Regions from separate parts of the Mus musculus genome. Here regions 1, 2, 3 and 5 are each linked to region 4. A link is a loop called in an ENCODE intact Hi-C map of the cell type or tissue named here. Cell type or tissue: heart. All regions are shown on one strand. Each heading gives the region's core, and the rest is flanking DNA. Links, peaks and the distances in the headings are about the cores only.

What was found. Hi-C counts contacts between places; a loop is a spot of excess contacts. Peaks named below come from ENCODE experiments on the same cell type or tissue, not always from the same donor. Only the 100,000 strongest peaks of a DNase experiment are listed, where the experiment ranks them.
Region 1: a loop joins it to region 4, with 3 times the contacts of the local background. A loop is called at or near these places in 16 of 42 quality-filtered maps.
Region 2: it touches region 4 in a loop (2.0-fold over the local background); 5 of 42 quality-filtered maps call a loop at or near these places.
Region 3: a loop joins it to region 4, with 2.3 times the contacts of the local background. A loop is called at or near these places in 3 of 42 quality-filtered maps.
Region 5: a loop joins it to region 4, with 1.9 times the contacts of the local background. A loop is called at or near these places in 4 of 42 quality-filtered maps.

Annotation. Positions count from the first base shown.
Region 1 is chr7:130,751,769-130,757,822 of GRCm38, forward strand. Tacc2 (transforming, acidic coiled-coil containing protein 2) reads left to right here. Exons shown (of 22, transcript NM_001004468.3): 17 at 66-142; 18 at 1,850-1,893. Among named protein-coding and RNA genes, the nearest start is that of Btbd16, 19 kb to the right of the region's middle. In heart, for the core only: a CTCF peak has its summit at 3,223 (motif pointing left); no DNase peak of the experiment used is centred there; H3K4me3 peaks cover 351 bases; H3K27ac peaks cover 2,275 bases.
Region 2 is chr7:130,643,750-130,649,803 of GRCm38, forward strand. All of the region lies in intron 3 of Tacc2 (transforming, acidic coiled-coil containing protein 2), which reads left to right. Gm39098 (a long non-coding RNA gene) reads right to left here and starts at 2,208. Exons shown (of 3, transcript XR_869991.3): 1 at 2,094-2,208; 2 at 1,719-1,872; 3 at 813-839. In heart, for the core only: CTCF peaks have their summits at 2,822 and 4,419; DNase peaks (open chromatin) are centred at 2,432, 3,242 and 3,902; H3K4me3 peaks cover 2,926 bases; H3K27ac peaks cover 3,997 bases.
Region 3 is chr7:130,862,857-130,868,910 of GRCm38, forward strand. Plekha1 (pleckstrin homology domain containing, family A (phosphoinositide binding specific) member 1) reads left to right here and starts at 2,868. Exons shown (of 13, transcript NM_001346515.1): 1 at 2,868-3,127. Gm5602 (a long non-coding RNA gene) reads right to left here. Exons shown (of 4, transcript XR_869992.3): 2 at 3,291-3,857; 3 at 112-189; 4 at 1-7. In heart, for the core only: a CTCF peak has its summit at 3,425; a DNase peak (open chromatin) is centred at 2,935; H3K4me3 peaks cover 2,264 bases; H3K27ac peaks cover 1,432 bases.
Region 4 is chr7:130,544,844-130,550,897 of GRCm38, forward strand. It overlaps Nsmce4a (NSE4 homolog A, SMC5-SMC6 complex component), which reads right to left and starts at 2,538. Exons shown (of 11, transcript NM_001162855.1): 1 at 2,149-2,538; 2 at 1,052-1,129. The coding sequence starts at 2,431. In heart, for the core only: a CTCF peak has its summit at 2,566; DNase peaks (open chromatin) are centred at 2,118 and 2,588; H3K4me3 peaks cover 1,943 bases; H3K27ac peaks cover 2,219 bases.
Region 5 is chr7:130,652,560-130,658,613 of GRCm38, forward strand. The region is part of intron 3 of Tacc2 (transforming, acidic coiled-coil containing protein 2); the gene reads left to right. Among named protein-coding and RNA genes, the nearest start is that of Gm39098, 9.6 kb to the left of the region's middle. In heart, for the core only: a CTCF peak has its summit at 2,171; DNase peaks (open chromatin) are centred at 682, 2,172, 2,612 and 4,622; H3K27ac peaks cover 4,278 bases.

The sequences.
Region 1 (6,054 bases), core at 470-5,469, 210 kb after region 4:
GATTTTGGGCAGACCGGACCGCACTCATCTGGGAATCTACCTCTTTCTTCTCTCCCTGACCCTAGGTCATCGCCAAGGAGAGAGAAGTCTCAGAGTGGAGGGATAAATATGAAGAAAGCCGACGGGAAGTGGTGGAAATGAGGTCAGTAGGGCGCAGCCTTCCTGCTGCTTAGAAGCCCTGCTCCCTGGCTTCGTGGCGGTTTGTGCTGAGGTGGTCCCTATCCCAAGTAACGCTTTCTATAGAAGAAGTTCACTTTTCTCTATAATCATGGCTAGTATTTTTGTATAGGTGGTTTTTAAGAGATTTTAATTTTTTAAAATATTTTGATCGTTCTTAATGATGTGTGTCTGAGCGTGGGTTTGTGCACATGAATGCCGGCGCCCTTGGACGCCAGAGGCATCTGATCCCCCAGAGCCTCAGCTTGCTTGAGAACTGTCCACTGTGGGTTCTGGGTCTTCTGGAGCAGCACAAGTTCTAACTGCTGGGGTGTCTCTTTATCTCCTACGAGTGTTTTTAGAATAACACAATGCACGAGTTAAAGAATCCAGTGAGATAAATGTGTCCTGCATCCCCCTGCTTCAACTCCAGCAGACTCGCATTCCTCCATACATTTCTAGTAGGAAACAAAACACCTAGATGAGGGTCAGGGCCTGTTTTCTAGGCCACCAGCACATCTTCCCGAAGGCACTGTGTCACTTTCTGGGTGACTGGATTGAATGGGCAAAGACCCTGCATCTTCAGAGGACTGCTCTTGCAGAGGGATGCTTGACACCTTGATATTTTCATCTGGGGGAGTTGCCAAGCAATGCTGGTACACACCTTTATTCTCAGCACTTGGGAGGCAGAGGCAAGCAGATCTCTGTGAGTTCAGAGCTAGACCGGTCTATGTAAGGAGTTCTAGGTCAGTCAAAGGTTACATGGTGAGATACTGTTTTACACACCCACTCCCCAAGATTAATTTTATTATTTATACATATACACATACATATATATACATATATATATATATATATAGAGAGAGAGAGAGAGAGAGTTTAAAAATACAAGGGAGGGAACTGGAGAGGTAGCCCAACACTTAAGAGCACTGGCTGCTCTTCCAAAGGACCTGGGTTCAATTCCCAGCACCTATATGGCAGCTCACAACTGTCTGAAACTCCAATTCCAGGGGATCCAAAACCCTCATGCAAATATACATTCAGGTGAAACACCAATGCACATAAAATAAAAGTAATAAATAAATCATTAAAAATGCAAGGGGACAAGAAGCAGCCTAAGACCTTGCGGAATGTCTCCTCCATTAGAGGAGACTAGCTCCTGTTTCCGGAGGCTTTGGAAGAAGATACGGAAAGGATGTTAGGGAGCTACAAGAGCAATGAGAAAGGCTTCCTGGGGAGGGAAAGGTTTGAATTAGACTCGAGAAACAGATTCTGGGTGGCAGAAATGAGAGAAGGAAGTAAGCAAACACCCTAGGCTACACTTGGAACGAGAGAGCTGAGATCGGGGGAAATTGTCTATGCACATTGAGCGCCATGTCCGTGAGCCAGCTGGAAAGTGCTGAGCCCGTGAGAGCAGTGAGATGTGAGACTCTGGGGGGCGCTCTGGCCCGTTGGTTCACATAGTGGACAGCGTGGTGGACTGAGAGCTTTATGCCGGGAGAAGGAACTTAGTGATGGAGCTCAGGGATGAGTGCAGAGGGTGTGAGCCCAGCTCTGACCGGATTTGTGCTGCTGTTCCCTGGTTACACTGTAACACCCCCCCACGCCCCACACCCCCCACCCCCCACCCCCGTGGGCAGAGATTTAACACCGTCCTGTTCTATAGCTGAGTGTTTCCTTGCCTTTCTTCCAGGAAAATTGTGGCCGAATATGAGAAGACCATTGCACAGATGATCGGTGGGTGTCACGACTAGAGTGCTCAGGGGAGGGGGTAGGGGAATGGGGGTGGGTTTCAGCCACAAGGCTCAGAGCCAGTTCCTCTAAGAGTAGTGAGTTCCTCGGCAGGGACCATCTCAGCCGCACTTGTGGCTGTACCCTGAGGATAGCCAGGAGAATGTACGTCACAACTTCACAATTCCCCAGCATCTCCACAGACCTCATTTACCCAACCAGGTGATCCACCATGTTGGGAAGGAGTCTGAGTCTGGCCAGTAAGTTGGATTTTGCTTGCAGGAAGCATAGAATTAAAACCCCCAACCCCAACTTAGTTTAGAGTCCATGATTAAATATACAGCCTTAACACATAGATTTAGGGCCAGGATGGAACCCATGGCAACTCCCTACCCAGTACCCTTCCTCTTGCGGCTGGCAGAGCATGGTAGCCAATCCCAGCTCTCCCTGAGATGTGACACCTCCGTCAGAACACTGCATCCCTGAGTGCCAGAGCTGAAAGATTGCTTAGGCCTGCAATGAAAGACGGCCCTATACTAGCAAATGACACACAATGACCTGTGTGCCTTCCTTCATCTTTCCTTCCTTCCTCCTTTCCTCCGCCCCCCTCCTCTCCTCTATTCCTCCCTTCCTCGTGTTACTATCTATCTCTCCATCTCCCCCTCCCCATCCTCCTCCTCTATAATGAGAAACATTCTTGGAGATAGTCCAAGACCAGGCTTGTATAGTCTTGGGGAGTTGGTCTTCATGTTGATTTATGTCTAGCTATCTGTTTATTTGCTTAGGTTCATGATAATCAGTTTTAAAAATGATTTTTTTTCCCTACCTAAGGATTTGTGGGGTAAACATACAAGTTTGTGCTGAGCCTAGATCTGCACAAGCTTACAGAGCCTAGATCTGTACAAGCTTACAGAGCCCTGTAGCAAATGTTTGGCCTTTTGAGTCCTACCCGTCTATAGCTGACCCCAAGATGAACGGCTCAGTGGCCTTTGCAGTAGCAGGAGGGCCAATGGTTGAATGGCTGGCCCTCTCGGGAGCATTAATTGTGGCCTACGTTCAGCCACATTGATCCCATGGAAGGTGCATCCCATCAGAGCCAAATGCACAAGCTTATGGATGAGATAGAAACTTCAACATGCTGCGCATTCTAAGAGCTGGCAAAGGAACTGGAGAGGAAACAGGCTTCTCTCAGTGTGGACAGGGTTGCCTCCTGTGTCTTGGGATATGACACTGGCAGATGCTAGTGTGGTGTTGAGGGAGAAAGGCCTGAGGGAAGGCTGCCACAGCCAGCTTGTAGCAAGCACACAGCTAGGGATGTTCAGAGAAGCAGGAGTTCCCCCTGGTGGACTCTAAGCATGAGAGCCTGTCCAGCTGACCTATCTGGGAATCTGCCATTATGGTGAGACAGAAGCTACTAGGTGCTGATTCCTGCTTCTGAGAGAAATTGCAGCTGACCGCAGTTGGAACATTTTAATCTTGGACAGTTAAGAAGGGTGGGTATCAGAGGCTTGGTGCATTTCTTTCTTGGACTCTGAACAGTTTTCTGTGTACAAGAGAACCCCCAGGATGGCTCAGGGAGACTGCTACAGCATCCCTAGCTGAGTGCATCATCTCTTGGATAACATCCCTACTGTGTGCATAGTCACGAGCCTTACTCACCAGCCTCTCCCTCATCCGCTTTTCCAAAGCTTTTCTAACCCAGAAAAATTGTATGTCAGTTGCTGTGGAGGATCGCTGGGTGAGGCCACTAGACATTTCATGTTCCGTGTTGACAACCTGTGACATGACCGCCCAGGGAAGGTGGGTGGACCCGCCTGCCTCGTAGGAAAGTAGGTCCCTTCACATGTAGAAACAAGCCCATGGGCCTCATCTGGATTCCATGTTTTCATCCCAGTTTCATTCCACCTGTCCAGCAAGGCGAACCTGGGCCTGAGAGCCTGGCAGCTTAGGACCAGAGTGCATGTGTTTTGAGGGAGAGCCTGGTTCCTCTGACCCAGGCGCCACACCTGCTCATCCCTTCTCAGCAGCTCCTCAGGAGAAAGCGTGCCTTATCTAAGCTCAGTAGTGGGCTCCATGGAATGCAGGACAGGAAGGAACCTCTGCGCTTTCTGCATTCCAGATTGTGGCGATTTTTTGTTTGTTTGTTTGTTTGTTTGTTTCTGCTTTTCTAACAACTGCCCTGATTCTCTGTTTTGCTTCCATTTTCTGTTGCTCTTTGCCCTTTGCTTGCAAAACAAACAGGCAAGCCTGGTAAGTAACTGCTCCCTACCCCCACCCCACCCCCACCGTCTGACACCCACCCATCGCAGCCCACCCCTCGCAGCCCCTTGCTTGTGTTTTGTTTTCCTGGCTTGGTTATTTTTGCTTTCGTATTTGCTGCTTTCCCCATTGGATTTAATAGTGGTTTGCCTGCAAACGCCAGAAAGCCCCCATCAGGGTTTCGAGTCCCCGTTGTCCTGTCTGGGGGCTGAGGCTGATTTCCTGACTTTAAGAGCCTAGCTTTGTTGGTCACGAGTAAGAAGATTTGTGCAGACTTGCCATTGCCTGGCTCTCCTGGGAACCGGGCAATTCTATTTTTAAAAGTGACAAGAGGAAAGCTTGGGCTAGGCGACATCTTAGATTCAGGAAATCAGATGGAACTCTGTTTGATAAATAGCTCCTTCAGCCTGTCTGGTGAAATGTATACGTGACCACAGATCAGCCCAGAATGTACATTGTACGGCATGCTGGGAGCAAAGGAAATGGCTAAAGTTCGGTCAATAACATCTAGTGGAATTTGCCAGTGCCCTCTCCTCTAGGAGTGTGGATAGAGCAAGTCTATTGCTTGTATTAAAAAGCTCTCTATTTAAAAGGCAGCACTTCATGAGTCACTGTGACGCTGTCCCACTGGGTCAGGGGCGATGTTAAGAGCTTCTGTGGGCAGTGATGCTGTTGATAACAGGTCAGATTCCAGGCCGTCCCAGGGCACCAAGAGCTTTGTATTCATTCTCTTTTTTTTTAACCTCTCCAAATGTTATGGCCCAGAAGCACTGCTATCCCCTGGTTCTGGTTCTGGTTCTGGTTCTGGTGAGGAGGCACAGTGAGTTTAAGAACACTGCAGAGTTGGGATTCCAAGCTGGCGTGTCAGACTCCAGAGCCACTGCCCTTGGTGGCTTCTGGACGCTGCTGAGAACCCTGGGATCATAGAGGCAGGGTGGAGGGACAATAGGCATCTCCTAGGGCAGTGGTTTTCCAGGCAGGGCCCTGGGTCAGCTCTATCTGAATCCAGGGAGCTTGTTACTTGTGTAGATTCCCCACCCCGATCTGCTGAGTCAAAAGAGAGGAGGGAGCCATGTCTGTTTGTGTAGCCCTCCAGCTAGCTCTAATGCACACTCTCAGCTGACAAGGCCCTGGGTCCACAAAATTTCAAGGCTTGGAGTAAAATTCAGGCTGTGACACCCCCCCTCCCCCTCACTGTGACACACAGTAATAATGTGCTGAACTTAAGACACAGCAAGAGGGTGCTCTATCAGAAAACAGAAGGAAAAATAACCCAAATCAAAATCTCTGGCTGTTCCCAGTGGGGACTGTCCATCTCAGGGGGCTTGGGAAGAATTTGGTCATGGCCGGGCTTTGTCTTTGGGGCTGAGCCTGGGCTGTGCTGTTCCCTCAGTGAACAAATGAGGTGCCTTGTTCAAACCCTCTTTCACCTTCTGTAAGATGGGGACAGGAACACTTTGTACAGGTCACTTCAGGGCCACCTTTGTTCATGCAGCACGTGGATCCCGTGGCAGGGCCACTTGTGTGGCGGGGGTTTGTGTGCCCAGAGCAGAGCGGTGAACCAGACTGACCCGCAGCCAGCCCCTGAGGAGAGCGGCCTGGTCCTTTGTCATTGTCTTCTCCAAATACCTGACAGACTCATCCGAAGGAAGAGTTGTTGTTTGCCTAACAGTTCCAGAACAATCCGTCCACCACGGTGGTGAGGGCATGCATTTCATAGTTTGACAGGCAGGAAGCAGAGAAAAGAAATACAGGAAGCAGCTAGGGCAATATCAGCCCTGAAGGACTTGGCCCCAGTGACCTACTTCTTCCAGCCAACTCCCACCTCCTCCTCTCTGTCACCTCTTAGTAACACCATCATAATAAGAACTAGTTTACAAGGTCACGGTCCTCATGACCTAACTGTCC
Region 2 (6,054 bases), core at 445-5,444, 99 kb after region 4:
GCGGAGGAAGGCTTTACAATACCAGGACACACTCCATCACTGGGTGACACCAAAGCAGAAAGTCAAGGAACTAGTCATACCACTTGCACAGTCAGGAGGAGACAGACATAGATGCAGCCCATTCGAGCAGTACTGGCTCGCCATCCCTACTCTCCCACAGTCCAGTGCTCCAGACTGGGGAAATGATACTACCCACAAAGGGCTGGATCTTTGTCCATGAATTAACTGTCTAAATGATTCCCCATGCACATGCCCACAGGCCAGCCTGACCTGGATAGTTCCTCAGTTGAGATGCTTTCCTGGTGGTTTCCAGGCTGTGTCCACTGACGGTTAACCAACCAGCACATCCATGTTGACAGAACATAGTCACAGACTATGAGGAATATGGATACCTTTGGGGGAGGGGAGATGCTACAGTCTGGTGTCCCAGGACCACAGAGCTGTCCTCTGTCATGAAGGTCCTGTAGTTGTCACCTGGGGAAGAGAAATTCACATGGGAAAGGCCTGTCACCCCAAGGACATTGTTGCCTAGATGGGGGGCGAGGGGTGGGGCTCAGGCTCCTAGGCTGGCTGGAAGGAATGTTCTTACCCCAGGGCAGCTGCTTCTGGACTGTATAAAAAAGCCATAAGGAGTGTGTCTTAGTTAGGGTTCTACCGCTGTGAACAGACACCATGACCAAGGCAAGTCTTATAAAAAACAACATTTAATTGGGGCTGGCTTACAGGCTCAGAGGTTCAGTCCATTATCATCAAGGTGAGAGAATGGCAGTATCCAGGCAGGCATGACGCAAGAGGAGCTGAGAGTTCTATGTCTTCATCCAAAGGCTGCTAGTGGAAGACTGATTTCCAGACAACTAGGGTGAGGATCTTATACCCACACCCACAGTGACACACCCATTCCAACCAGGTCACACCTATTCCAACAAGGCCACACCTCCAGATGGTGCCACTCCCTGGTTCAAGGATATACAAACCATCACAGAGTGTTTGTCTGAAAATTCTGTCTCCAGTTCCTGTCTTGAATTCCTTGGCTTCCCTCAATAATGGATTTTTTTTCCTTTTATTTGGGTTGGGGGGTGGTGGTGGTGGTGTTTGTTTGTTTGTGTGTTTGTTTCATTTTGTTTTTGAGACAGGGTTTCTCTGTGTGACAGTCCTGGCTGTCCTGAAAATCACCTTGTAGATCAGGCTGGCCTCAAACTCATGGAGATCTACCTGTCTTGGCCTCCTGAGTGCTGGGATTAAAGGCTTGTACCACTATACCCGGCTCAGTGATGGACTGTAAAGTGTGAATTGAAATAAACCCTTTCCTTTCTCAAGTTACTTTTGGTCAGTGTTTTATCGAAGCAACAGGAAATCAAACTAGGGTACTTCACCAATGGTTGATGGTACATTTAAGCGAGTAGATTGGGGTTCTAATTTGTGATATGACCACAATAATATGGTACCGATGTGCTCGTGACAAGCGAATGAGCTAGGAATCTATTAAATGGTCCTCAAAATGTGACTCTTAGAAATGCTTTTTTTTTTTTTTTTTTTAAATACAGAAAATTTCTGTGGCAGCATTGTCTACAAATCCGGCTAGGGAATTCTCACCTGGGGCTCTCCAACCTAGGGCGTGTTTCTTTAAGGGGAGGAAAGGAAGTGTCGAGTCACCCTGAGTCTTCTGCCCTTTGGTCTCTGAGTCTATAAAATATAGCAATGTTTTCTTTGACACAAACCTTAAAATAGGAAGCCTGACACCCACATATAGCCACATTCTCTTCTCAAGTGGGGTCGAGCGGCAGAAATTTCCAGAGGAAAAGGTGTGGCGTGGGCAGGTAAGTACCACTTCTCTGTATGAGGAGATGCAAGTGAAAGAGCTCCTTTTAGACCCTAAAAGGAAAAAAAAAAAAAATCTCTAAACCAAATTGAAACGTACACAGTCCCTAGAAATACGCCTGCTTCCGAGGTTGCAACAGCTAAAGAAGCAGGCAGGGCAGCAGCTGTGCAAAGTTTACTGAAAGTTTCTGTGGCTAAGCGTCTGTCCGGAAGACAAGCAGGCAGGCAGAAGGCAAGGCCAGTGTGGATTCAGGTAGTGTCTTGCCCCCACCCACCTCCAACTTCTTGCTTAGGTTTCTCCAGCTAGCAGGCAGGAGCCAACCCCGCCCCAGCTCTGGGCTCCAATCCTTCCTTCACGTGGCCACGCATAGGGGAAAGCGCCGTGGAAAAAGGACTCCCAACAGTAACAAGTTGTTGTGACTCAAAAACTCCTGGAAGAAGTCTGCGGGGCGTTCGGGTGCGGTCCTTTCCCCGGCACCCTAGCCTGAGGGTGCACTTCGGCGGGGGCCCCTGGGTGCGTGTGGGCGCGCCGGGCAGCACATTCCTGGCCGGGGAGGAGAGCGCGGCGGGCGCCCCTGCGAGCAGCTGGCTGTGCTGGCCCTGAGCGCTCGGAGCTGGGGGAGGAGCCTGGCCCGGTCGCCGGCGCTCTCCCAGTCATTGGCCTTTTGTGCTGCAACTTTTCCCGAGCCCTTCGGGGAGCCCGCGCCCGCCCCGCGCCGTTGCCCCGGGAAAGTTTGCTTTTCCTGGGTCCTCCCGCGTAGGGACTGCGCCAGGCTCAGAGGACTCATCCTGTCCGGGGGACTCTGGTGGTTGTGTCCCGGGAGAAAGGCGGCTACGTTGAGGGCCAGCCCTGATCATCCCGGGTAAGTGCGCAGTGGTGACTGCGGGCGCACGTGGGGTCAGGGAGGAGACACAGGACCCCAAGACCTTGGCCGCCAGACAAAGCCGTGCTAGAAGGGGCTGCGAAGCTCCTTTCAGCTTTCCTAAGAGGGACTTGTGTCGGCTCTGAAAGTAGCAAAGTACATTTTTGTGTTCCCTGCTGGCAGCGGCGTGTATCTGTCAGGGAACTGGCGGGACCCAAGCGTCTGTCTGGAGGCTGGTTCCCCCAAGTGGGCCACCAGGAGTCAGCGCCTGTGGGCGGAGTGTTGGGGTCCTCCAGGTTTCCGGGGGAGGGGGTTATCCCTGACCAGAGGCTGCCTCTTGCCATCTCTACTGGGCTCTTTTTCCTAGTCGTGTTGGTTATGCCGGGGGGGGGGGGTCTCTTGGGGGGGGGCATCTTTGGCGGTCATGTTGATGAGTGTGGATGAGTCTTAAAGATCTGCACAGGATTTCCTCCGAGTTTGAGACTTTTAAATTCTCGAACAGTTACGTCAGCGGGGCCGAGCGCACTTCTGGGCTCCAGGGCGGCACGTGACCCAGCCGAGCTTCCCTCTAGGCGTCCTTTGGCTCAGCTAGGCTGCCACCGGGTTCTCTTACTTTGGGTGTTGTGCACAGGCAGCTTCAGACGTGCTGTGATTGCCTAGGAACACGCCTCTATATACCTGCTGTTTTCTTAAGTCCCGCGTTGGTCTTTTCTTAAAAAGTGGCGACTCGATACACGGTTGTCTTATGGTGTCAAATGGAGAGAGACATTTGTGGTAGCTGGTAGAAATAGAAACACCGGAGGGGAGAGGAAAGGGCTTGCTGAATGGGTTTACATGTGCCCTGTGATCACCCCAGGTCCCCATTGAACAGTCCGTTCAATGAGGGGTCCCAGGGCAGACTCCTATTTGTTTTATCCCAGAGGAAAGCACAGTTCTCTTATGAGGCAGAGAGAGCTCCCGATCCATTTCTCTGATACCCTGTAGAGTGGCCACATTTAAAAAGGGGCCACACTTTCTTTTATATGGAGCAATGACTTTGGCTGGTTTACATCCATTCAGATCTACATGTAGATTTTAGTGGTGAGTCCCAACTTATGCTTTTGGGCTGACAGTTTGAATGTGGAAGGGAGACTAGGGCTGGCTGGCTGTGCTGGCCAGCGCGTGGAAGGATTTTCATGGGTCTCTTCTTCACAGGCCCAGCCCTGTCCTGGGCGTTTTTCTCTAAGGAGACTTGGAGCAGGATATAATCCGGCAGCTGGCCCCTTATACAGTCACTAGGGTGGACTCAGTCTCTAGGCCACCTCCTTCTTCTGATGCCACTCAAACGTTAGGTCCCAAGCTAGGTGCAGTGCCGTGTGCCCTTAATCACAGCTCTGTGGCATGGTATGTTGAATATGGTAGCCAGCATTTAAGACCCATCTTAAAAGAAACAGTTAGCTCAAGCCTCAGAGTATGTTCATGGAGTATGGCCTGCTTATATTCCAGTCATTCATACCCAGGCATCTTTGCTTACGGAAGTCTGCAGATCAGTTCTTGGGGCCTCTGTGAAACCTAGATAGAATTAGTCCTTCCCCTCTGTTGCCAGTGCATGGACTATTTAAACTGAAAGGACACTTTAAGATCAAGGTTTCCCGTAACAGATTTGAAAAAGAAGCATGGACGTGCAGGGTCTCAACTAGGATTGCATTCCAAAGTGGGGCTCCAACACAGGACCCCAGACTCCTGACCTGGTTGTGTAGGTGTCACAGCACAGGCAGCCTCTGGTTTTATTTGGTATTGCATTGGTGTTGTTTGTTTGTTGTTTCTATGGAGACAGACTCTGCATGAGGAAACGACATATCTAGCATCTAGTTTACAGAACTACTTCCATAAAAACTGGCAGGGTTCTGGAGAGGGGGTGGTTGGTGGCAGTTGAATGACTTCAAGACTGTAAGGTCATGTGTGTGTGTGCATGCGTGTGACAGAGAGAGAGAGAGAGAGAGAGAGAGAGAGAGAGAGAGAGAGAGAGAGAGAGCACAGGTGCATCTGTATCTGATGGGCAGACTTTGATAGGGGTCAGCACCCCTTGGAAGGAATATCTAGAAACACAGAAGGGTATTTCTGGTTGCCTTGGTGACCAAGTGCACTATAGGCACATGGTGGGTGTGGGTCAAGGGCACTTTGCATGGGACAGGCCTGAACAACCGGGAATCGGGAATTGCTACTCCAAGTAGCAGTAGTGGCCTAAGTGGAGGACTCTGCCAAGGTCACAGGAATTCAAAAGATACTTTTTAGGAGGATGTGGAAACAAACCTATCTATGGCAGCCAGGTTCTAAGCTGTAGTGTGGATGAAGCTAGAAGACAAGGAAGGTGTAGCGGAGAGCATTGGCAAGATGCTGATGGGGCTAGCAGACAAGGAGAGTGTAGTGGAGAGCATCGGCATGCATGTGTGCACATGGATGTGTGTTTTCCTGGGATTTGGTCCCTTGGCCCAGAACACGGTCCTTGGATCATCATGGTTGGGTCTGGCAGACTCCTGCACCTGCGCACAGACAATCAGAAAGTTTGAGAAGTTGACAGAGTCAGTGGCTGAGGTTGTCCAGAGGAGCAAATCTAAGAAAGAGAAGGCTCACAGCCAGGTCACTGGGTCTCTCCCATTGTGACCAAGGTCTGTGAAACCCAGCTTGGGGATGGATCTTTTGCTGCCTCTGCCCCAGTGAGGTCACAGACCTTGGTTTATAATCTGAACAATCATTTTCACAGCGACTCCCTTGGATGACAAAACATTGTAACAGATTATGAAATAATTTGAGAGACGTGAGAGGCATGAAAACAAAGACTCAGGAGAAACAAAGGTTTGCCAGGCAGGGCCTCTAAAATTAGAGCAATGGTCTCCAGAAAACATAGTAATTGCTGGTGGTGGAGGCTCCATTCTGGACGTGGGGGAGGGGCTCAGCACCACCCTGCTCTCCGTCTCCCCTGTGTACTCTGTTACAGGGTTTCAGCTTCTCGTCTAGCTAATGGATTCAGGCGTGCCAGTTAAGAGAAAGCAAAGTTCTCGAGACTCATTTCCCCTGGGGCGGGAGGGGCAGTGTAGAGATTGCCAAGGATTTAGAGACAAAGACTCAATCGTACCAGCCCTGCCTCCCCTCTTACCAGCTGTGTGACCTTGGGGGAGTCATGGACCATCTAGGGGGCCTCTTCTCTTTAGTCAATAGTAGGGGTAGTTATCCTGGCCCCTCTGCTTCATGGAGCTGTGGTCTGTTGGTGAAGCCGCATACATGAAGACACTGGCAAACTGTAGAGTGCTTTGCAAAGGAACAGTACCCTGTGTTAGTAGTTTCTACCTCACAGGTGCCTGCTTATTGGCGGTATGTTTCCTGGTATCTGCTA
Region 3 (6,054 bases), core at 352-5,351, 320 kb after region 4:
TTTAACTCTGAAGGGAAAACAAGACAGCACTGGGTTCAGAAAGAGTTCTGTTCACGTTTAATCCTTGTTTCACCTTGGTTCTGACTGACGTCTGGCTAGACAGGGATTTACCTCAGGAACTGTTCCTGCGGTTTGTCTTTTGAGTCTGACTGAGCAAGGAAGGAGGCCTGTGATGTTCAGCAGACATTTCTATTCAAGAGAGAGAATAGGTGTGAATTAAACATTAGATTAAACATTGTCAGGGTCGGTCTTCTATTCTAGCGGGACAGAAGGAAAATAAGACCAATCAGATATGTGGGTGATGTTCTGCTCAGATTTGTGTAAATAATATGTGAGTGCTGCAAAGGAGAAAAAGTAAGGCACAAAGGTTCAGGGTGTTCCTGGGGAAGGGAAGTCAGAGACCGTATCAAAGAGGAAAATGACAGTTGGGAGGTGGAGGCAGGCAGATGTCTGTGAGTTCGAGAGCAGCAAAGTCTACAGAGTGAGTTCTGCTACACAGAGAAACCCTGTCTCAAAAACTAAAAACAAAAGTAAAAATGAGAGGGGGGCGGGGAGGAAAATGACACCCAGTAGCACCAGATGCGTTTGGACTAGTCTCCTGGCTTGTGTACCCCGGTCTGCTTGGCTCTATCAGAGGGGCTGGTATCTTGCTGTTAAGTGTGTAGAAAGAAACCAAGGAGTATTTAGAATAAAACACCCAAGTACTTCATCCGTGTGAAGTATGGTGATGACGGGGCAGCGATGCTTCAAAGGTACTTTGAAGTTTACAAAGCCTTCGGTCCAGACTGGCTCTGGGAAGTATTCTAGCGTGCCTCTGCTCTTTCACTCCGTCCTCTTTCATTTGGTTTGCTGTCAGACTTAATCTCAGCATAGGAATATCTCACATGCTTACACTTTTTTCTTAAGTAACAGCGAAAGTACTTATGTTATATAATGAACTGAAGAAAGGGGGGTAGGGCAGAGGAAGAGCAGAGAGCCTTTTATCTTCTATACCTACCCTTCTTTCAGCCTCTGAACTTAAAGGCACATCAGGAATTCTCAAGTTTTGGCTGGACCCCAACCTCAAAGTAGCCCGGAGAATACTTCGGCTGTGTGTCATTGGGCAAATTGAATCCCTTCTCTGGTTTCTGTCACTGTGCATACATTTAACTCTCAGTGCCAAATAAGCTTTAGGATTCATTATGTGATTGCACACTGCTTAGTCAAATGGTAACGACAATCAGGAGAATGGCTCTCTCGTCCAACGCAGAGGGGGTTGATAGAGAGGCTCACGGCTTCAGGGTTAGGGATTTCCCATCACGAAAAGACACTGAACTTGAATTTGACTTTTAGATTGTGTTGGTTGAACTTAATTGCTAACTTGATGTGGGGGGTGGGTGAGGGGAGGGGGAAGAGAGGGAGAGGGAGAGGGAGGAAAGAACTCAGGGCATGTCTGTGAGGGAATTTCCAGAGTTTACCTGAGGAGATAAGACCCGTCCTGAATACGGGCCAGATGCGCTCTGACTGACCCTCATTCTTCTGTTACCGTACCTACCCTACCAGGATGAACCATGCAGACCCTCAACCTGTGAGCCAGAATAAGCCCATCCTAACTTAATTGCTTTTCTCTGTTACAGATTTGCAAACAGCCAATTCGTTATGTACATTCTAATCACTCCCAATGGAATCTCCTAGGGCTCCAAGGGCTGAAAAGCCAGGAATTTCTTTCAGATCTTCAAGCCAAGGAAAGTTAGCTCAAAAAACCTGAGAAAATCAGGTGACATTTGGATTTTTATGTGAAAACTTTTTTTAAAACTTCATCTATACATTCAGTTAAATCAGCAAAAGCCCAGTGCATGGGCCAAATGAAAGGGCTGCGCTGGCAACTCTATGGACTCTTTCAACCAGTCTGTAGATAAGGAAAGGAGTCTTCTTGCTCCCACCTGAAGAAGAGCCAGATGGCCCTCAGCAAGGCTGTGTAGCTGAGATTTCTAAGAAGGTAAGGTGCTGATCGTCTTCGATGTTGGAGATTTGAGGTGGAGAGTCAGCACGGGCAGTTTGCCAGTTCTACCCCTCCAGTCTCTCATCTAGCATAGCCTAGTTGTCCCACGTACACGACAGAGGAACCTTGTCATGAGAAAGGTTGATAAAACACTCTCAAGTGAGAGGGCATGATCCCCAGCTGTGCAGGATACAAACCCCCAAACGTTTATTGAGAGCCTCAGTGTGTGTCACTCACTGGGAAAAGTGGGGTATGTAATTCTCTCCCAGTTCTTTTGCATGTTTAAATATCTCACCTTCTTCAGGTTTCAGCTGAAATATCTCTTCCTTAGAGAATGCTGCTGGACAGGACATCCTCTCTGAAGCCTGCCTCCCTATCTCTATCTCTGAAGCTCATTCTTTTCTTCCACTTATTAAAATGTATAAGGATTGTATTTTGTAAAGGGCTAGCTCCCCTTATGAAACACAGGCTCCACGAGGGCAGGGACTTCATACACTGAGGTTGCTCAACAAATAGGCTGAATATTTTAAAATATCTCCTTGAAAGAGTTTTGAGCAATCCTTTTAAATTTCCTTGGCCTCTTGCATTAATACCACTATTTTAAGGATGAGGTGAAATTGCATTTTGAGAAAGAAATGGTTAGGAGCAAAAAACTGGTGCACAACCAGTGAATTTTATGTTTCTTGTACCCACTATGGGACAGCTTGCAAATTATCTGCAAAGGAACCAAACCTATTTTTAAAGATCCCTGTGCCTCGCAGCTCTAGGTGATGACATCAGAGAACCTCTAGTTCCACGTCCTAAGCCGAGCCTCGTGGTCCTCAAAAACTGCAAGCCCCAGGATGCAGCGCGGCATGGGGAACCCAGCGCCCCGCGCGCGGCCGCGAGCCACCACCCTGGAACTAGGAAGACGCCCGATTCCTTTGCCCGCCACGCCGCCGGGCGTGCGCGGAGCCTGTCGGGACTTGTAGTGTTCGCGGTAGGGAGTGCCCGCTCCGGAATCTCAGTCGCTGTCTGGTCTGGTAGAGGCAGCGCGTGCACGCGTGCGCAGTGCGCGGGCGGGCCGTCGTGGGCGCCGCTCCCGGCAGCTGGGTGCCTGAAGGAGCCGGGACCGCGGTGGCGCGGGTGCTCCGGGCGGAGGCCGCGGTAAAGTGGGGCATGAGGTGTGCAGCTCGGGTGTGCGTGTGTGGAAGGGGAAAGCGGGGCGAGGAAGGCAAGGCTGAGGCGGCCACCGGCTGCTGAGGGGGGCGCGGGGCCGCGCCTCCTCGCGCGTCCGCGGGCGCGCGCACCTGGGCGAGGCCGGACTCACCTGTGCGCGGGTTCCTCTGCGCCCGACGCCAGCCCTGCGGGTCCCCGCCAAGGCCCACAGCCCCTGGTGTCCTCGCTGCCGTCGCCGTGGCTCGGCCCCTGTCGGGGATCCCGGTGGCGACGCCTGTCGGAGCGGCGCGCCTCCAGGGCCGTGTCCGCCCCATCCGCGCCGCTCGCTCCCGCACAGCCCGGCTTCCCCGCGTGTGCGGACCGAGAGAGTGGCAGGGTTGGGAGTGCCCTGGCCAAGGTCAGGCGGGTGGGACCCGAGAGGCGCCTGAACTCTGGGTTCGGGACTTGGAAGAGGGCTGCCCTGCTCGGCTTCTGGTTCCTTTCGGATGCTTTCTATTGACCCTCCCGGGAGAGTGTCCGGGGAGAAAGTGGTGTCAGGTTGAAAGCGCCCTGCTGCTGTTCGCGGTGCTCCGCTTTTGGTAGAATCCTCGTTCTGCTCGACACCCAAGCTGAGGCTCCACCGAGGGCCGAGTAAATTCAGAAACTGATGTTGTCTGGGACCGAGTCCCGAGGACAGGTTTAAGGAACAGATACCAGGTAGTTTATGGCATTTCGTTTTCTAGTTCGCCTTCCCGTTCTTTCTAATACTTGCTTGGATGAGTTGGTCGTTATCTATCTTAATAAGATTTTCTGTACTCTTGTGAAGTCGTATTGCCCTTTGTAAATTAGTTTTCTAACCAGAAAAGCTTATTTCCTGTGTGTTTAATGACCGGAACAAATAGCCCACTCCAAGGTTTATACCATTGTCTTAAGACTGTAGAGTGATCTGCTCTCTAGCTTCCAGGCTTTTTACGTTGACGGCCACTGGACGAATCTGTAGCGAAGTTTAGAAGAGTGTTAAGTGACTCAGACGCTTTGGAAGTAAAATGAAAAACCATTTTTAGTTTACAGCTGGAGATGAACTATTATTTCAAAAATAGTAACACGAATTTTGAATACAGTGCGTCTTAGTTTATCTTACCAACAAACTTGTGGCAAACCATTTTCCCTCAAATTTAAATATTCCATATTCTGGACCAACTCTTCTACAGAAAGTTGATTTTCTTCTTTAAGAGCAGAGATAAACAAGAATAGTAAGTCAGCAGAAATCAAATTAATAGCTTATTTTATAGTGTTATAAACCCTACCCTGTGCCAAATGTCAGATTTCTATTGAAAAATAACACTGTTTCAGTGGACATACTGTGAATCTGTGCTTGTAAAGAGTCACTAGCTTGCCACACACAGCAGGGAAGTGATATACATGTTGCCTTCTGTCTCCCTTTATCTTGTTGGCTTCTGGTTTCACTGTTGCTGTTGGGGGGCGGGGAAAGCAGCAGGTTTGTATCTTTTTTTTTTTTGTCTTCTGTTTGGGTTTAGCAGTGTAGCAAAATAGGAAAGACTGTGCTGTGTACATCTGTTTGGCGGAGACTGAGACAGTGGGACAGGATAAGTATACAATTGTGAGGAAACGGCCATGAGTTCATAAGCAGGAAGGACCTTTTTAGAAGTATTTAAGGATGTTAAGAATAGCATTGGATTCTTTAAACAGTTACTGTGGGCAGTATTCAAAGATAGGATAAGATGCCTAGGGCAATAGGAAGATACTTGGGAAAGGTGGAAACTTACATCTTTATGTGAGCTTTGCTGCTGAAAAACTGACTACTGGGCCTAAGGAAGTTCTTTACTGTTATGCCACTACTCAGATTGTAACTCTTGTCCTCCCCCTTTAGAATTTATAATTCAGAAGGAAATCTAAGAAATAATTTGTTAGTATAATTTAAATCAGATTTTAACATGAACTTGTTGAGTAGTGTGCATTGTCTTATTCTCATTTAAATAGCTCTGTAGTGTAAGAATGAGGAGAAAGGCTTTTGGGTGGGATGCAGTGACTGTCAGATGTGTCAGAGGCTACTCTGCTTTGGCTAGTAAGTTTCAAGAGTTGTAGCAGGGATGTTTTAAGCATCCACTGGTTGCTAGCTAGGAGCTGAAGATACACAAATAATCACCTTCCATATGCCTGAGCAGTACATTTTCTGGCATATCAAGACTTTATTTAAAATTTCAAAAATTGGTTCTGATCTGCAATAATAGATTAAGATTGATGCAATAGGAGAGAAACATCCAATTTTAGTTTTCTTTATTTAATTTTATTCATTTATTTCCACTGCTTGTGAGTAGATAGCATTTGAGAACAGAGTGACTTGTGTATGCAGTTACTTCATGAGGCGGAAGCATTCAGGGGCTTTAGAAGCTTGCCTATAGTGTGCTCAGTTATTTGTAGGAATATCTGTATGGGATGTGTTCATATAAGAAAAAGATATCCTGCCGATATCCTGCCAAGCAGTGGTGGCGCACGCCTTTAATCCCAGCACTCGGGAGGCAGAGGCAGGCGGATTTCTGAGTTTGAGGCCAGCCTGGTCTACCAAGTGAGTTCCAGGACGGTCAGGGATACACAGAGAAACCCTGTCTCGTAAAAAAAAAGAAAAAGATATCTTGTTGAAGCCACCTATAATCTCAGCACTTGGGAGTCAGAGGCAGGTGGATCTCTCTGAGTTCTAGGCCAGTCAGTCTAAATAGTGAACTTCAGGGCTTAGGATAGCCAGAGCCACATAATAGAAAAAGCTTGTCTTAGAAAGACAGACAGACAGACAGACACACACACACAGAGAGATCCTGTAGAGCTAGAGAGAGAGATCCTGTAGAGCTAGAGAGAGAGATCCTGTAGATAACTTGAGAGAGAGAGAGCCTGTAGATAACTTGCTATATAACTAGACT
Region 4 (6,054 bases), core at 362-5,361:
TGGTTTTAAGCCCCCATGCGGCTGGGGAAGAGGGACCAGCAGTTAATACAGAGTACTGCTCTTCCAAGAGGCCTCTGGGTTGGGTTCCCAACACCCTTGTCAGACAACTCACACCCTCCGTGTACTCCAGCTCTGAGAAGAATCCCATATCCTCTTCTGGCCACCACAGATAACTGTATTCATGTGCACAAACCCACATGGACACACAACTTCAAACAAATAGAAAACTCCCAGGAGCCAGATTTCAACACGGAAAGTTCTTCCCCACTGTCCCCAACCACACACAAGAGGTGTGCCTGTAGATGAGGCACCTCCATTAGGTTATAGGTGGATCAATAGCTAAAGGAGGGGAGACCAAGGAAGGAAAAGAAAAGAGGATCTCTGAAGCTGGCTGCACTCTTCTCTAGTTCATCTATCTGCTTAACAGAACATACAAGTGAAACTTTCAAATTCAAGCCAGCAAAAGAATCACGGCTTCTTTTTTGTTAGTCTTTTTTGTTGTTGTTATTTTCGAGACAGGGTTTCTCTGTGTAGCCCTGGCTGTCCTGGAACTCACTTTGTAGACCAGGCTGGCCTTGAACTCAGAAATCTGCCTGCCTCTGCCTCCGGAGTGCTGGGATTAAAGGCGTGTGCCACCACGCCCAGCTAGTTTGTTTGTTTGTTTGTTTTTGAGACAGGGTTTCTGTGTGTAGCTGTAGATGCACAGGAACAGACAGTTGCAGACCAGGCTGGCCTTGAACTCAGAGACCTGCCTCTGCCCCTCCCCCACCCCCCAGTGCTGAGATTAAAGGGTGTGTACCACCACTGCCCAGCTCATGGAAGAGGCTTCTTAAAACAGACTGTACAACTCCTTCCTGACTTCTAGAAATCTTCGAAGAACCCTAAAGCATACACTGTACCAAGTGGTAAGTGCACAGTATTGTTGCTAAAACGGAAAAGGCTCTGGGCCTGTGCACTAGTAAATGGGAATTATGGAACAACAATAATTGGCTTCTATAAAAGTAACCCAGTGAGTATAAGCTGCAATAACAGATTTAAAATCATGAATTACCTTCATTAAACAGAGTGTTAGCTTCTTCCAGGACCTCTGTTAGTTTGTCACCAGCATTCAGTATGTCTTCCCGGTTTTCTATTTAAAAGAATACAAGCTTAGGGAACTGGGCACATCCTTCACTAATAAGTAGCAACTTACAGTTCCTTCCACTCCTACAGCCTGGGTAATGATTAGAGTGGCTTTATCTCTTTAACAGAAAAAGGCTTTATCTTTTACAGAAAGAGACAATGTTACTACTGTTCCAAGCAAATTGAACGTCTGTGTGTGCAGAAGGCCTGGGGTCAACCTTTGATGTCCTTCCCTCAGCGCACCATCACCTTTGCCTTTTGAGACAGGGTATCTATCTATCTATCTATCTATCTATCTATCTATCTATCTATAGAACTATCTATCTATCTATCTATCTATAGAACTAGCCAAGAAGGCTAGGTGAGCTGGCCAAAGAGACCCAGGGTCTCTGCTTCCCCTCGGCTGAGGATACAAGTTTACAGAACTACTTTTAGGAGACACTTTAGAGGGTTCTGGGGAATCTAATTAAGGTCGCAAGAGAAGCATCTGCCCATCTCCCCAGCCCTCAAAACTTGAACTCTTGACAGGAAACACTTGCTCCCCAAATGTGCAAAGGGATGACTCTTCGGCTTCCCAATACAAGGGCTCGATTAAGAAAGGATTGTCAACTTCTCAAGCAACAGGCTCATCTGGAGAGCCACACAACAAACGCTTGGGCCTGTACAGCATTTCTGATTCAGTGTATCCGAGCTGGGCAGGGAAATGTGCATTTTAGCAATCCCAAGGGACTCCATAGCTCAGGCGCCCACGAGGAGCAAGCTAGATTGAACAAAAATCTGGTGGTGTGTGCTTGTCTTCCCTACTGGCTAGCTGAGCTCAAGTCACCACCAGGTCTGGTCTCCCGCTTTTCCAGCCGGCCACACAGCACCTGCGCGGCCGCCGCCAAGGTCGCGTAGGCTGCACTTCGTAAACAAGCGAAAGCGCGCTGCCGCGAGCCTGCGCAGACCGGCCAGCGCCTGCACCTCCACCGCCCTCCCCAGCCATGGAACGCCACCGGCCCGCGCAGCCACAAAGCGCCACCTTACGTTGGACAGAGTTGATGAGAGCGCGGTACTGATGGCGGATCTGGCGGCACAGGCCCTGGTCGTACTCGGCCTCCAAGCAGGCCGGGTCCATCAGCTCGTCCCCAGAATCAGACAGATCGGAGTCCTCCAAGCTCGGACGCTCCGCTGCCTCCCTGCGCTCCGGCGCGGCGCCGCGGCGGGCCAGCGGGGACCGCGAGCGGGACCGGGAGCGGGTGCGATCCCGGTGCGGGTCGCGGCCCCGGCCCCGGCCCTCAGACCGGCGGCCGCTGCTGTCGCCAGACATCGCGCCAATTCGCCTTGCAACTTCGGAGCGGCGGAAGTTCGCGCCAGAAACTGAAACCCCCGGCTGGGCTCGAGCGCCGGCTCCAGGAGCAACGCAGCTCCCCGGCTGGCGCGTGAGCACACAGCGACACCTGTGGCCCGGAGGTCGCGGCGGCGTTGGCTGTGTCTGTGCCTCGCATTGGTTCTTAGTTACTCCACCCTGCAAGCAAGAGTCTTAGGACTTTAGATCTCTGATCCTAATGCCCACCCCACTTAGTCATGCATCTTCCCATTGTCTCTTTGGCTCCTCTGGCCTTGGGGAGGATACAACAAACAAAACAGGGTTCCTTGACTGTACCATAGTAAACTGTTAAGCCTCCTTCTAAATATCTGCACCACCACACGGCAGGTTCACAGCTGATTCTCTAACAACAGATACCCTATAACAGGTCTGAGGAAGATAATTATATGCAATGTGGTTTCAAAGATACATGTATACATATCATTCCATGTAATTGTGTGTGTGTGCACTGTACATAGATACGCATGCACAAGTGTGCATCTGCGGGTACAAACGGCAGGTTGGCTTCAGGGGTCTTCCTCTTTCAGTTCCACATTTTTTAGATTTGTTGTGTGTGTATATACATCCTTTATTTGCGTGCACACTGTGGACGAAATGTATGCAGTGCCCTCAGATGTCAAAATAGGACGTGCACACCTCCTCTGGAACCGGAGTTAAGAAGGGTTTGTGAGCTGCCCTGTGGATAACGGCGATGGAACCCTACTCCTATGAGAACTAGTGCTCTTAACCTCTAAACCATCTCTCCAGCCCACTCTCCACGTTCTTTACCATAAGGCATCTCTAGCTGAACCTGGAACTCGTCTTTTTGACAGGACTTAAATAGCCAGCAAGATCTAGGCATTTTCCTGTCTTCACTTCCAACGCACTAGGATTATGGATCCACACTGCCGTGTACAAGTTTGGTTGTTGTTTTTTGTTTGTTTGTTTTTTGAGACAAGGTTTCTCTGTGTAGCCCTGGCTGTCCTGGAACTCACTTTGTAGACCAGGCTGTCCTCAAACTCAGAAATCTGCCTGCCTCTGCCTCCCAAGTGCTGGGATTAAAGGCATGTGCCACCACCGCCCGCCCATGTACCAGTTTTTATGCCACCTTAGGAATCCTGAGGTAATCTACCCTCTGACACACACACTTCTCCTTCTTCCATCCCTCCCTCTCACATAGGATTTCATGTAACCCAGGCTGGCCTCAAACTGACCCTGTAGCTGAAGCTAATATTGAGTTCCTGATCCTCGTGAATCTAACTACCTCACAAAGGCTGAGAGGATTTTGAGACCAAGATCCAAAGCCTAGTGAGCTCACTGCTACTGAGATATCATTGCTTCTAGAGCCTCCAAAGAAAAAAGAACTAGGAAGCTATGCATAGACACCCTTACACGTATATAAGTGCATCTCTTCATATTTTATGTTGCTGGGTTAATTTAAAACACTAATTTGCATTGACATCACAGAAGAGTGTGTGGGGAAGAAGGGGTGAATGTGATTGATGAAATACTATTCTCTGTATTAATGTAGACTACTGAGAAGAAATGGTTCAGCAGTTAAGAGCACTTACTGCTCTTACAGAGGACCTGGCATCAGTCCTCCGTATCCACATAGTGGCTCCCAGCTGTCTAGAACAACAGTTCTAGAAGATTCGACACCCTCTTTGGACTCCTGCACATACGTGATGCATGTAGCATCACCAGGCATACATGCGCACACATAGCAAATCTCTTTAACAAATAAAACGCAAGCTTATAGCAGTGTCCGATGTCCGATCAGAGTCCGATGTTGAAGTCCAGGGGGCTTTTCTCCACTCTGTGGTGATGAGTTTATATTTATTTACATGATTAACTTTGATAAGGGATGCCCAGAACGCTGGCAAAAATGTTATTTGTAGGTGAATCTGGGGTGGTTTTCAGATTCCTTGAGAAGCTCTGCCCTCAGAAACCTGGCTGGGCACCATCCGATTCACGATGGTCTAATCAAATGGAAGAAAAGGGCAGAGACAAAAAGAACCTTCTATCTTTCTCTTTCAGCAAGGGCATCTATTTCTGCCCTCAGACACTGGACTCCTGGTTCTAGGTTGCAGACCAGTACTGCCCTGTCTTCCTTATCACCCATTCTCATACCCTGGACCTTGGACTAGGAGGCACCCCACCAGCAGCCCTGCTCCATCAGCTCTCAGACCCAGATCACACTCACTCTCCAGACCACATGTTGGTCGAGGGGTTTCTTGGCTTCCCTGACTGCGTGAGGCCAGGCAGATAACAAAACTCCTCATTCATGTCTATGTAAGTAGTGTTGGTTCTGTGTCTCTAGAGAGCTCTGACTGATACATTCTGGTTTTATATTTATAAATTCCTCCTCAGCAGTGAGAAGTCTGGTTTCTAATATCATCAGTGCACTTCCTTGTTCACCTAATCCTCCCATCCGTAGCAATCCCTGCTATGTGAGGCTCTTAGCTTCTCATCCTTCTCCCCATCTTGTGGCCACCTTTTTTTTTTTTTTTTTTTTTTACATCTCTAACACCTGATACATCCCAGTGATCCCATCTCCTTCCCCATAGTACCACTTAAGCCACCACTGTGAAAGCATTTAACATTGTACTGTTTACCTTGTACCAAGGACAATTCAAATAGCATCCGGGTGGCACAGTGATCTAGCTCCAAAATCCTGTCCTATGCCTGTGTTGGGTTGAGGAGCCCCCTTCTAAACACAAGCACAAGAGGCAGGTGCTGCCAGCAGCAGACCTGAACACAGACCAGAAAGCAGGTCTGTAAGGGCAGCTGCTGGCACAGAAGGCAAAGAAGCAAAGGGCCACACTACCCATCCCGGTAGACAAGCTAAGACACGAATATCAGACAAGGCAAGGCCCCTGCCATTGTTGAGTACCCCCAACCAATGGGAACAGAATAAATGTACAACAAAGACACATTCCCAAGGAAACCCCGTAACCCTAGATCTTGATCCACCGGTGAAGTAACTTGGCACAGATGTTTGTGGATTTGGGGCTTAAAAACCCTGTAGGATCTTAACTCAGGGTCATGGTTCAGTTCCCAAATCTGAACCATGGCCCTGGTCAACAAGTCCTGAGGTGCATGCTCAATAAACTCTCCCTGTCTGAGATCAGTGTTTCTGTGGTTTGTGAGGCGATTCCTGGATCCCAGCAGTTTTAAGAGTCGAGAAAAATGCCTTTGTGTGAGCCATAGTGGTGCTTGCCCCTAATGCCAGCACTCAGGAGGAAGAGGCAGGTGGATCTCTGTCTGTGCCAGCCTGATCTACATGCCTAGAACACCCACGACAGCTAGGGCTGCATAATAGAGAATCTCTGTCTTGAAAAGACCAAATAAATAAATTGAAAGAAAATTTTCTTTATTTTTACCCCTTAATTTGGTTGTTGAGTTGACTATCAATAGAATGTTTAGTTGAAAATGAATTTTTATAAAGAACTTAAAGGAGGCCTCATTCTAAGACATTGCTTAGAGCAGTGGGTCTCAACTTTCCTAAAGCTACGACCCCTTGATACAGGCTCTCATGTTGTGATGACCCCCAACCATAAAATACTTCTGTGCTGGATCAGACC
Region 5 (6,054 bases), core at 290-5,289, 110 kb after region 4:
ATAGCAGGGTTTTGAGGGATACTTAAGTTGTATGTTCGAAGGCTTCCTGCCATCTGACGTCCTGCCTTCCTTTACCAAGGCATCCTGGGTGGCCAGAGCTGAGTCCACAGGTCAGCCTCTGCCTCCCATTTTAGTACTCACTCCTGGGTTGGTCCAACATGTGGGCACTGCCTATGGTCTGCCCCACCCCCACCCCCCACCCCCATCATTTTTCAGCTAGACCAGGGGGGCTGTGCCTCTAGGGACTGTGGGTTTCTGATCACCCTGACTTTGGATTAGACAGTCTAAACCTTCATATTGTCGGGGGATGCCTGGGGCCCTGGGAGAGGAAAGGCCTTCCCTGGTCCACTGCTCAGACCTCCTGGAGGGTGGCCCTCAGTTGATTCTTCTGTACTACATGTCACTAAATTCTGCCTGAGACCACCAAACCCTGCGTGACCCAGGGGCAGAGATCTCAGATCTGGAGTTAGAGCAGATGAAATGTCCAGTGTGGGTTAGGGTGGAGAGAAGCCTTACTTAGCTCATTCTCTGTTAACGACACAGTAATGAACAGTTAATGACACAGACTGAATTACAAAGGAAAAAAAAGGTTTATTTTGATTGGTGGCTCCATTTGAGGTCAAAGGGATGCATCTGGTGACAGCCTTCTCCTTGCCAAAGTAACAAACGAGTACAGAACATCACATGACAAGAGACTGGGAACATGTGAGAGACCCAGCCAGACTGGCTTTTATAACAGATCCACTCTCAAGATAATCCATTAATCCATTAGGTGCATAAATGGATTAATCCACTCCTGAGGGCAGAGCTTTAATTAGCCCTTACAGGTGCCACCTGGTGCCGCCTTTAAATATGTCTTGGTGGGGATTGCACTTCAGCTTGAGGTTGTGAGATGAACCGTATTCCAGCCATCACCAGAGGCTGTGCTTGCTTGTTCTTTGTGAAAACATGTCTGCATCGTGCCTAGTACATCCTGTGTGCTCGTCAACATTTGTCCCATCACTTGCTACCGTCTGTGCTGTGTTCATTCTTGATCCCCATTCTACTGGTGTCCTCACAGTCTGGGAGAAGGAGAAGTGTGTATATGGGGGGAGGCACACCCTTCGGGGAGGAAGGAGGGAGTGTGGACCTGCTGCGTCTATGTTGATGGTACCTTCCTCTCTTGAACACATCCCACTGGTCAGGTACCCTGCTGGAGAGATGCTCTCAGGACTGCCCTTAATGAGTCTGACTGTTGCCTGGGTGGCAGATGGGGAGACTGAGCTTTGGGTAGACCTGCCCTAAGACTGCACTGCTCTTTATTGCAGAGGAATGGTTCTGACTAAGGCAGTCTGACCCTGCAGTCTTTGCCTCCCAAGAGGGGTTATGTCAGGCCTTTTATTTCTTCACCAGCAAAGACCCAGTACTGAAGCCCAGGAGTAGGAAAAATAAATTTGAGGCTTTGAAAAAACAATTGAGACCTTATAAGAAATGAAAAGCGCAGGTCAGAGTTGAAATGAGTGGAAGTTTTGCTTGAAATGTGTGCCAAACACTGCATTATATCAGCCTTCACGGCTATGGCTCCCTGGGGGCTGTACAGCCTTCTTGGTTCGTTCGTTCATTCATTCATTCATTCATTCATTCATTCATTCCCGTACACTTACTTCTGTGTCCTGGATTGAGGTTTGGTAGTGAAGGGCAATGTTTCCTCTTTTGTTGCTGATGGTCCAAGTTCCCTCCTGGACCTGCTGTTTTGTTTCTTCCTCTCTCCTGAGAGGTCCCATGGCTCCTTGCACCCCTCCTGAGCTGTGCCTGTGCTCCAGACTGGGCTGTGCTCTTTCCAAGGGAAGACTCCAGAAGACAGCCTGGGCTCCTGAAGGACTTTAGGGTCAGCAGTGAGAGGCCCACACTCCCAAGACCTGGTCTCCTCTACTATCTTCTGTCAGGCAGTATGGCTGCCCTCTTGTCAGGAGTCCCGAAGAATTACAGACCACATTTGGCAAAGCCCTGAGATACTGTACACGTTTTTTCCTCTTAAAAAAAAAAAAAAGAGTATTTCCTTTTGTTTTAACCAAAGGGCAAGTGTTTGCCTTGCTGGACTTGCTTATCTGGGAGTGGAAGTGTTTGTCTGTACTCTGCCTCAGAGTCATCCCACCAGCCACTTTCCCTAGAGCCCTGTGGGAGGCACCTTCATCCTGTTTCCTCCCTCTGGCCAGGCCTCCTGGCTGACTGGAAGATTTCTGGACTCCTATGCATGCCCTTGGCTTCAGCTTGATAGTGTTCTTCATCCTTGCAAAGGAAGCCTGAGAGTGTGGGATGCTCCCCACACAGGCTTGGCAAGGAGCTGTTCTTATGAGTGAGGCTCGTATGCTTAGGTTAATCTGTTACCAAGTTCATATTAGAGTGTTAGCAACAATAAAACGAGCATTCCTAGATCTTGGTCAAATACCTTAACCATTACAGCCTTGTTCCCTGTCTGATCTTAGGCAACTTGATCTTGCTGGTCTAGGAATCGGCTCTGCTTGTGCCTGGTGCTCAGGAATGCCAGGCCATGCTCAATCCACTCTCACCTACTAGATCCAGACAAAGAAAGCCCAGCCTGGCTTGCCCAGAGCCTGCATTAGTGATTATCAGTAGAAGCAGAACAAGGGTCTGTCTGCTACGCTCCCCAGAGGACATACTTGACAGGATGCTCAGTAGTGCTCTGCGAAGGACACTCCCAGGGGAGTCTCCAGGTGTCATGACACCTTCCCTCTGCTTACTGTGTATTGCTAGTTTACAGCTAGCCTACAGCTTGTGCAGAAGAGCTACAGTCAGAGACGTTTCCATTCCACTGAGCTCTGACATTGCCTTCCAAAACCTCACATAACAGAGGTGAGCTGCACAGAGCTGGCAGCTGTGACTTCCGGGGTTCCCTAAAGTGCAGTGCACAGTTTCTGGGGAGTCCAGCCTTGAGTTTATCAAGTTTTACATTAGCTAACACTGTGCCCCACACCCACAGCCCCAGCTAGTTAGAGGCCTTGGCATGATAATTGAACTAGTCTGGGTAACATGATGAGACTATCATTTAGATAATAAAGTAGGTTTCTTAGCTTACGTGGGGAAAAGAAGAAGGAATACTTCCGAGCCAGAGACCCGGCTGTGTGGAGCACGGTAGGTACAGTGCTTGCCTAGAACACACAAAACCCTCTGCTTAGTAAACCTGGCCCCATAGCACCTGCCTGTAGTCCCAGCAGGCTGGAGGTGGAGGCAGGAGGACCAGGAGTTCTAGGTAAGGTCATCCTACCCCACGTGGGTAGTTTAAGGCCAGCCTGGACTACGGGAGATTCTGTCTCAGGAGAAAACGAAACAATTTATAGAAGAAAAAGGTAGCAATGCCAATAACAACATCCCAAACTCCAGGGAACCCTAGTTTATGTATTAGTCAGAATGATGTAAACTTATTTAAGTTCACCGGACTTCCTTTAGAGATAAATAAATAAATAAAGAATCTCAAATCCTTGTTAAAGATAAGTCACTAATGACACAGGAAGTCCTGAGTTTATGTGTGAGGCTTGTAGTTAAAGCCAAGTCATTCAATGATCAAATCCCAGATGGCCTCTGATTGCTCCCTCTGTCATTCACGAAATCCTGGGTGGACACCTGGAAGCCCCCCTCCTCTGCAGCGGCTTGTGTGCTGTCCAGCCTTATCTGGCTCCTAAATAGTCCCAGAGCTCTTACTGGGACCCCTCACTAGGGGATCGTCTCTTTAGTTATTCTCTGCAGCAACATGACTGTCATTTTTAAAATGTCCTGCCACTCGCCTGCGGATGGCTCTGTTGACACTCTTGTCACCTCAAGGCTACAAGTTCATGCCTTATCTCCTGACCTTCTGAGGCCTCTCAGAACCTAGCCTCAGCTGTCCACCTTAACCTCCCTGCTCTCCTCAGAGCCCGTGCGGCCTGCCAGAGCCAGACCAGGCTCCTCGCTGGTGCAGGGCGTCGCTGGCAAGCCTTGTTTTACTGTTGTTGCACACATTGATTGCTGGTTCCGAACAGCTGTGAGAACAGTGTACTGATATTCTCCCACGTAGGTTCGGCCAGTCACTCTATCTACAGATGTATATCTGTTCCTATTCCTCTCTGAGTCATTCAAGATCAACTTGAATGAAGTCGACCCCTCCCAAACCTAAAGCCCAAATCCTCGAGAGCTCCAGCATGCATGTCCCTAGACAGCAGCACCCTCTGGTATGACTCCAGTGCAGCCATCCATCGGGGGAGCAGTCCCCAGTTCTCAGACTCCACTCAGCATCACCACCTCTGACCATGTCCCAGCAGGTCCAGGGCACAGTCCTACGCTGGACCCTGTGTCCCACCACCTACTCTCTTTCAGTCTAGAATCCTGCCTTGCCTTTCCCAGTTTCCCATGACCTTGAAGAGCACAGATGTTTCATGATGTTGAAAGGCCCTCACTCTATGCCCGTCTATGAGCAGACTAATCTATAGAAGTGTAGCTGGGCCTCTGTAGTGGTGGCAGGAGTACCTGGCAAAGCCGGAGCCTGCCAGACCTCTCCACTACAGAGAGATCACTTTTCATTTTGTGATCACATGGTATTTGGTAGAAGATGCTTAGCGATCAGATGTCCACTTGCTGCTTTATGCCTCCGTGCCTCTGCCCTAGCATCCTCCCATGGCCCCTGCCTGGCCTTCGCTTGCCTCCTTCATGATGCATCCTTAGTGGATGCATCTTTGTTTTCTCGACCGCACCAGACACTAGGAGGCCCTCCTTTCTCCTTGTCATCACTTCAGTCCATGTGGATATATCCATCATTACGCTAACTCCATGGATTGATTGCGATCCATTACTTTCTCTATGTTTTTTTGTTATTTCTTTGAGCGTTTATCCTGTGTGGATGCGTGTTTTGCCTACATGTCTGACTATGCACATGTATGTACAGTTCCCTCAGAGGCCCTTGGATCCCAAGAGACAAGAGCTACAGCTCATTATGAGCTGCCATGTGGGTGCTGGGAATTGAACCTTAGTTCTCTGGGAGAACAACCAGTGCTTTTAACCACTGAGCCATCTCTCTAGGTCCCATATTTCCCATTTTGAGGTCCAAATAACCGAAGGTTTGGCTAATGGCTGCCCCTTTGAGGTTCCATCCTTTTGACAGAACCTTTCTCAAGAGGGAGTTGGGAAATAGGATGAATGTGTGCTTCTGTCTACACAGGGACTCACATGCATGCACACCTCTCTGCCTCTATTCCAGCGTAACTGATAGTCTCCGACCACCGCCTAGCCCCGTCTCTTTCTTTTTCCTACAGCCCAATCACATTTTGTACACGCAGCTCCTCTTCTCATGAGAGCCTGGCTTCTGCTGCCTTTGATCTTGCTGTTCCTGTTTCTTGGCCGTTCTCCCCGTGCTGACGACTTCCTCAGGACACCGGGCCTGGCTTTGCCGTTGTTGTCCTTGGCCAGCTTTCTCCACACCACCCTTCTCCTCTGAGGAAGAGAAGGAAGGCCAGCGGTTTTGTAACCACGCAGAGAGGGAGAGAGGGAGGAAGTTTCCTTGGTTGTGTGGCATAGAGGATGGAGCCTCGCACTAGTGGCCTTCCTGCCTGAAAAACTGTTGTTGGTTTGCAGGAATCGTTGCACACAGGGGCCCAGTAATGCCCTTTGTTGTCTCAGCTATTCCTAGAATATTCCTAGGACTTCACCTAGATCACTCTAGCCAGCAAGAATCCTGTATTCCTGTGACAGTGTGTTCCTCTGTGTCCTCCGGAAGTCGTATGTTGAGACCCTGTTTTAGTGAGGGTTACTGTCAGTCTGATGAAACACTACCATATATGAAAGCAACTTGGTAAGACATTGGTTTCCATATCCTGAGTCATGGACCTTTGAGGGAAGCCATGACAGGAGGTACTCAAACTGGGAGGGGACCTGGAGGCAGGAGCTGATGTGGAGACCATGAAGGAGTTCTGCTTACTGGCCTGCTCCACAAGGTTTGTTCAGCCTGGTTAGATTGAGGACCATCAGCCCAGGAACGGCCCCATCCACAATGGGCCGGGTTCTTCCACACCAACTACTGATTGTGAA